Regions from separate parts of the Homo sapiens genome. Here region 2 is linked to region 1. A link is a contact called in ENCODE Hi-C data. All regions are on one chromosome and are shown on one strand. Each heading gives the region's core, a stretch centred on a gene start or an enhancer-like site at or near the end of the contact. The rest is flanking DNA. Distances are from core to core; before and after follow the strand shown. Region 1 overlaps LINC00673 (long intergenic non-protein coding RNA 673). Region 2 overlaps SLC39A11 (solute carrier family 39 member 11).

What was found. Hi-C counts contacts between places; a loop is a spot of excess contacts on that map. Pooled maps may share reads with other maps.
Region 2: a map of PC-9 shows a loop between it and region 1 (13-fold over the local background). The contact joins two enhancer-like sites. A Hi-C loop is called at or near these places in 3 of 168 maps with a recorded cell type or tissue (Calu3, PC-3 and PC-9), 5 of 37 single-sample maps with no recorded cell type and 10 of 50 pooled maps.

What each region holds. Positions count from the first base shown.
Region 1 is chr17:72,419,951-72,422,985 of GRCh38, forward strand. LINC00673 (long intergenic non-protein coding RNA 673) reads right to left here. Exons shown (of 4, transcript NR_152516.1): 3 at 750-1,116. Among named protein-coding and RNA genes, the nearest start is that of LINC02003, 79 kb to the left of the region's middle. RefSeq lists enhancers at 997-2,196, 1,587-1,646, 1,697-1,826, 2,440-2,849, 2,930-3,035. Within about 2 kb of position 1,386, at least 15 of the 41 ENCODE cell types and tissues checked have a DNase peak (open chromatin) inside an H3K27ac peak, as active enhancers do; they include PC-3 and PC-9, where a contact is called at or near this core.
Region 2 is chr17:72,714,775-72,717,809 of GRCh38, forward strand. The region is part of intron 7 of SLC39A11 (solute carrier family 39 member 11); the gene reads right to left. Among named protein-coding and RNA genes, the nearest start is that of LINC00511, 76 kb to the left of the region's middle. Within about 2 kb of position 1,542, at least 7 of the 41 ENCODE cell types and tissues checked have a DNase peak (open chromatin) inside an H3K27ac peak, as active enhancers do; they include PC-3 and PC-9, where a contact is called at or near this core.

The DNA.
Region 1 (3,035 bases), core at 136-2,635:
CTGGAGCCCAGACAAAGCACACCCACCCGGTGGTGATTTATCAGCCGTGGGAGGCCCAAGAAGCTCTTAAGCCGCAGGTGGGTGCCTGTAAAGCCACCCTCCCTGGGGAGCACAGACCTCAGGCCTTGCTCTGCTGCTAATCACCATAAGCACCCCGGTGCCTCAACCCCGATCTGGGTGGCCCTTAACCACTCCCAAAGCCCTGTCACATGCTCAGTGATCTCAGCCGGCCTCACATAAACCCTGTCAAGTAAGCAGGACAGGTGTTGTTATTATTCCCACTTTACAGATGGGGAAAACTCTGGGGGAGCAGTTCGATGGCTTGCTCAGGGCCACCCAGGGAGCACATGTCCCAATTCCTCCCATAGACTAGGCAGGCAAGTGGCATCGCCACTCCCTCTGTGCTGCCTGCCAGCACTTGAGGGTTTTACAAAGGTGGCAACAAATACCAGGGATGTCTCTTCCCCCTGGGCCCTGGGTCCCTTTTTGGACACTGGGGAGCCTGACTCACTAAAACTCCTGTGTCTTTCTGTTCAATCATCCTCCCTCCTCCTGCTTGACAGTTTGGAAGTGGAGGGGCAGGGCCCTGGCAGGAGTAGACATAGCTTGTGCCCAGGCTGAGCCTCCCCCAGGAGCAGTAAAACATGCCTTTTGGGATCTGAGAGGAGAAGCTGCCCATTCTGTACTTTTCCAGACGTGGAGAAAGAAAGGAGAAGGCAGAGCAGATTTGAACTCCTGGCTCAACTCACCAGCCCTGTAGAGGTCCTCAGAGATGAGCCTTGTATTTCACTAAGCAGCCCCAGGAAGCGGTTTGGGGGACTTCAGAGCAGAATGGAGCAAGAGGAACACTGCCCTTGTTGGGGGCCGGAAGTCGGTGGGGTGTGAGTTAGTGATCCTCAGGTCAAGGGCCTCCACGGGAGGATGGGACCCCTGGACCCACATAACCCACGCTTCCCAAAGGCCTTCACTGCAGATTCGACGGAGCCGCAGGAACCAGGACTCAGGAGGTGGCACCTGCAGGGCCGGGAGGAGAGGGACATGCAAATGAGGCCAGGCCATCCACAGCCCACTCCTCCTGGAAGCCCAGAGTCTGGCTGGCAACTTGAACCTGATCTTCTAAACAGGACAAAAAAAGAAAAAAAAGTTGTGATTTCCCCTGACCAACCCATTTCTTTTTCCCCCTTCCCCAACCCCTGTGGAATTTGCACCCTCAAGAGGCACCTGGGGAGCCACCAGCAACTAAGAGTTCAAGGGGCTCCTCTGCATTTGGGGTCAGGCAGAGAGGAGCCACAGCAAGGGAAGGTGAGTGGACAGTTGCAAGCTGTGAAAAGCCAAGTTGCCTCCAGGCATCTAGGCCTGCGTTTGGTTCCCATGACACTCTTACTGGCAGCGTTAATAACTAACCACGTCCCAGACAGGTGCTGGCGGCCTAGCCTTAGGAGTTCTTGTTCAGGGCTGGAAATGAGTCACTTCCCTTTTATAGTTTGCTAGGAGACTGAGTCACCCAGGGGCCGACCCTTTCACACAAGTTCTCACACCCTGGCCAACTAATATCCATGTTCATACCCTAGACCTACCCATCTACCAGGTCAGCCAGGCCCAGTGGGGCTGACCCTCATGGTCTATGTCAAACAGCATCCCCAGGAGTGACCCAGTCCCTGCCTTTTCCCTTTGTCCCCCTACTCTCTCAATGGAGATGGCCCACTCACTGTCCCAAGAGGCAGCTCCTGCCTGGGCAGCTGTCTGAGAAGGACAGAGTCTGACAGGTAGGCGCCCATGCCCAAGGCCCAGTTAGATCCACCTCATCTTTGACCTTACTCTAAACATTGCTCTCATACGTCCTCAATCCTCTGTTTGGAAACCAAAAACACCAGAAGTGGAAAGTTCCAGAGCTGATGAACTAAAGGACAAAACTGCGATGCAGCAAGTCAGCTTCAACCCTCTCGGGAAGGGCAGAGGCTGAAAGCAGGTAAACTGAGGCCTGTGACTGTTAATACACTCCCCTACTTCAGGAGTCAGGTGGGAGGCAGGAGAGGTAGGTCATCGAGTCCAAGGCTCTGAGCACCCACATTCGTCAGGTGGCTCTGGTGTCAGTCTCTCAGGACTAATCTCCTGATAGACAACAAATAAACATCATTAGAGAAAACAAGCTCATATGCATTTTTCAGTAACCCTTCTTTCCCCACTCTCGTATGGCCTCTCTTATGTTTGCCAGCAGGTGGGTACCCATGCCCAAGACCCAGTGACATCCATCTCACCTTTGACCTTTACCCTAAACATTGCTCTCATAACTCCTCAACCCAAGGGGTGCATTTGGTCTTTTTTAATTTAAAAAATTAATTTTTCTTAATTAAAAAAGAGTGTATGTAAGAGAAAAAGAAATAATGAAACTAAAAAACAGGAGGTTAAAAAAAAAAAAACCTCCCCGAAATAGTTTGGGGATTTACTTTTTTTTTTTTAATCCTCAGAAAGTCCCTCTTGCTACCTGGTTTCTAAAACAGACAATCAACAGAGATGACATCAGATTAAACAGCACTGGGTGTCTCACTGCCAGGGGCTCCAGGCAGGTGTGAGACTGACAGGTTGAGAAAAGATGACACTATTTCTTCCCTTAGAAGATGAAAACCAAGGAGGAGAAATGACAGCAGAGGCTGAGCCCCGGGTGTGGTGGGAAACGTGACACCCTGCCAGCCGTTGGCCTTTTGGGTGAACTCTGCTCGCTCCTCTGCATGGGACGACACTGCAACCCGGCGCTTGTTAGTTCCCCCATCTCTCAGGTATCACAGCCAAACTCACCCCAAGGGCTCAGAAAGCTCAGCCTGTGGCTGTCTCACCTCCACAGAGCCCCCTGGACTTTCCAAGCCTGCATTTTGAACTCTGTTGGCTGCGGCCGTGGCTTTCACTTGACCTCTGCAGAGAGAGAGGGGCTTTCCCTGGGACACACGTCTTGCACATAGCAGCTAAGAGCGCCAGCCAAGCTTCGTCGATAGCACCAAGGGTCCAGATGCCAGGAGAGAGACTCCACCCCCAGAGGT
Region 2 (3,035 bases), core at 292-2,791, 290 kb after region 1:
ATGGTCTGCAGCTGTTCACCTCCTGTGGACTGCCCTGTTTCAGATCTGGGTTCATGGAGTGTTTCACCTGCCTGGCTGAAGAAGGAACGTGGCCGTACTTGTGAAGCTAATAGTGAGAGGTTCATTTGTTTAAACAGCAGTTGGTGGAAAAGCATGGAATCAAGGATCTTTACACGTACATATTCAAAACCACTTCACCTCGCATCTTGCATCCATGTAGCCCCTTCACGCTCACAATTTTTCCTCTCGTGATGTCTATTCTCACTCAGGGCCAACTCCACGGGTGTGCGACCAGTGCAGCATCCCAGGGTCTGCACTCAGGAGGAGGTAAGGGTTGGCTGCATACATCTCATGCACCCAGCCACGAAAGGGGCCCCGGGAGCCCGCGAGAGGCTCTCTCCTCCAGGAAGTACCCCTCTGCCCAAGGGCACGATGTTACAAGGCAGATAAGATGCACCATGACTAAGTTCTTCAAAAAATTAAAAATCAAATTACCGAATGATTTAGCAATGCCTCTTCTGGCCATATACCCCAAAGAACCTCAAGTGGGGTCTTGAAGAGATATTCTTACATTCATGTTCACAAGCAGCACTATTCACAAGAGCTAAATGGTGAAACAGCCCAAGTGTTCATGGACAGACGAATGAACAAACAAAATGATGCATCCGTGCAACCTAATATTGTTCAGCCTTCAAAGGAAGAAAATTATGACACGTTACAACATGATGACCCCTGAGGACATTATGCTAAGTGAAATAGGACGGACACAAAGGGACAAATACTGTGTGATGCCACTTCTATGAGGTCCCTAGAGGAGTCACATTCATAGAGACAGAAAGAAAATGGCAGTTGCCAGGGGCTGGGGGGAGATAAGGAATGGGGAGTTAGTGCCTAATGATTAATGTATACATAACATACCATGTACCATCTTTTTTTATTTTTGATTTTTGGTGGAGTCTCGCTCTGTCACCCAGGCTGGAGTACAGTGCTGTGATCTTGGCTCCCTGCAGCCTCCGCCACCCGGGTTCAAGCGATTCTCGTGCCTCAGCCTCCTGAGTAGCTGGGATTACAGGCATGTGCCACCTGTAATTTTTGTATTTTGAGTAGAGACGTGGTTTCACCATGTTGGCCAGGCTGGACTCGAACTCTTGACTTCAAGTGATCCGCCCGCTTCAGCCTCCCAAAGTGTTGGGATTACAGACGTGAGCCACCGTGCCCGGCCAAAATGTACCATCTTGATCAATTTTTAAGTGCACAGACAGGTCATGGTAAGTGTGAAAAAATACCTAACTCCCGCCCTCGTTCTCCTCGCACCCTCCCTGACCCACCCCAAAAAGGCCCAAGGGAGCCCCCCTGCATTCCCAACCTGCAGGCATGAGGTCATACAAGCGGGGTGTTGGGCAGAGGCCCCTGGCAGATGGCAGGGTAGGGCCCCCAGCACTCCATTCTGGACAGAATGAAAACCTGACGACCTATCTGATGGAATTACACGGAAGAAAGGAAATTCGTCTTTTAAGAACAAGCGGGAGGCGGATGACTGAAGTCCCAAAGAATGCTGTGGTTGAACCTTTTTTTTTTTGTTGTTTGTTTTCTGGCACAGTCTGTCTCTATGACTGAGCTGAGTAACGTGTTTCCCGTGACAAAGGCCCCTTTCTTACGACAGTTTAATAGCTCCAATACGGGGGACAGCCCTGACTCTCCCATGGGCCAGCGTCTGAAGGCGGCCACAGAAAAAGGGAGGGAAAGCCGCCGCTCTTCTCCAAGTTGGTCCAGACTGAACTGAGAGAGTATAAGGAAAAAAAAAATCGGAAACTTTAACCCACTCCTGAAATAAAAAATAGAAGTTACCAAAGGGATGGGGAACACACATGCAGAGGCACAGAGAAGAATATGGATGAAAAAGTGGCCTCAGAGCCCGGTGTGGTGGCTCACGCCTGTAATCCCAGTACTTTGGGAAATCGAGGTGGGCGGATCACTTGAGGACAGGAGTTTGAGACCAACCTGGCCAACATGGTAAAACCCCATCTCTACAAAAAATACAAAAATTAGCTGGGCGTGGTGGCAGGTGCCTGTAATCCCAGCTACTCAGGAGGCTGAGGCATGAGAATTGCTTGAACTCAGGGGGTGGAGGTTACAGTGAGCCAAGACGATGCCACTGCACTCCACCCTGGGAAACAGAGGGAGACCCTGTCTCAAAAAAAAAAAAATATATATATATACACACACACACACACACACACACACACACACATATACACATATAAAATATATATACACATATATACATATATACACATATAAGTATATGTATATATGTATATACTTATATGTGTATGTATATATGTATATATGTATATACTTATATGTGTATATATATGTATATACATATATATAAAAATAAAAATTTTAAAAAATTTAAAAAGAGGAAAAAAAAGTGGCCTTGGGGCTTTGCGTCCAACTGTGAGAGGAAGTGGAGAAAGCTAAGAGAGGACCTCAGGGACAGAGAAGACGCCGATGGAGGTAGGGAGACCCGATGCCCTGGTTTCTTAACAGCTGCTGTGATGAAGTACCACAGGGATTTGTTCTCACAGCCCTGGAGGCCAGAAGTCCAAGATCAAGTTGTCCGCAGGGCTATGCTCCCCCTGAAGGCTCTAGGGGAGGATCCTCCCTCGGCTCTTCCAGCTTCTGGTGGCCCTGGCACTTGGTGGCATTCCCCAGCTTCTAGACACATGACTCTAGTCTCTGCCTCCACTACCACAAGGCCGTCTTCCCTCCACGTGTCCCTGTGTGGCCACGGGGCACTGTCCTCTCCGCATGTGTCATCCCTCCTTGTTTTATAAGGGTACCCAGTCATGTTGGACTTAGGCCCACCCTAATCCAGTACGAGCTGATCTTAACTAATTACATCTGCAAAGATCCTACCGCCAAATAAGGTTACAGTCACAGGTCCTGGGGATTAAGACTTCCATACCTTTCTGGGGTGCATGACTTCAGCATCGCTCCTTATTCTGGAACTTACAGGACAGGTCACTCTT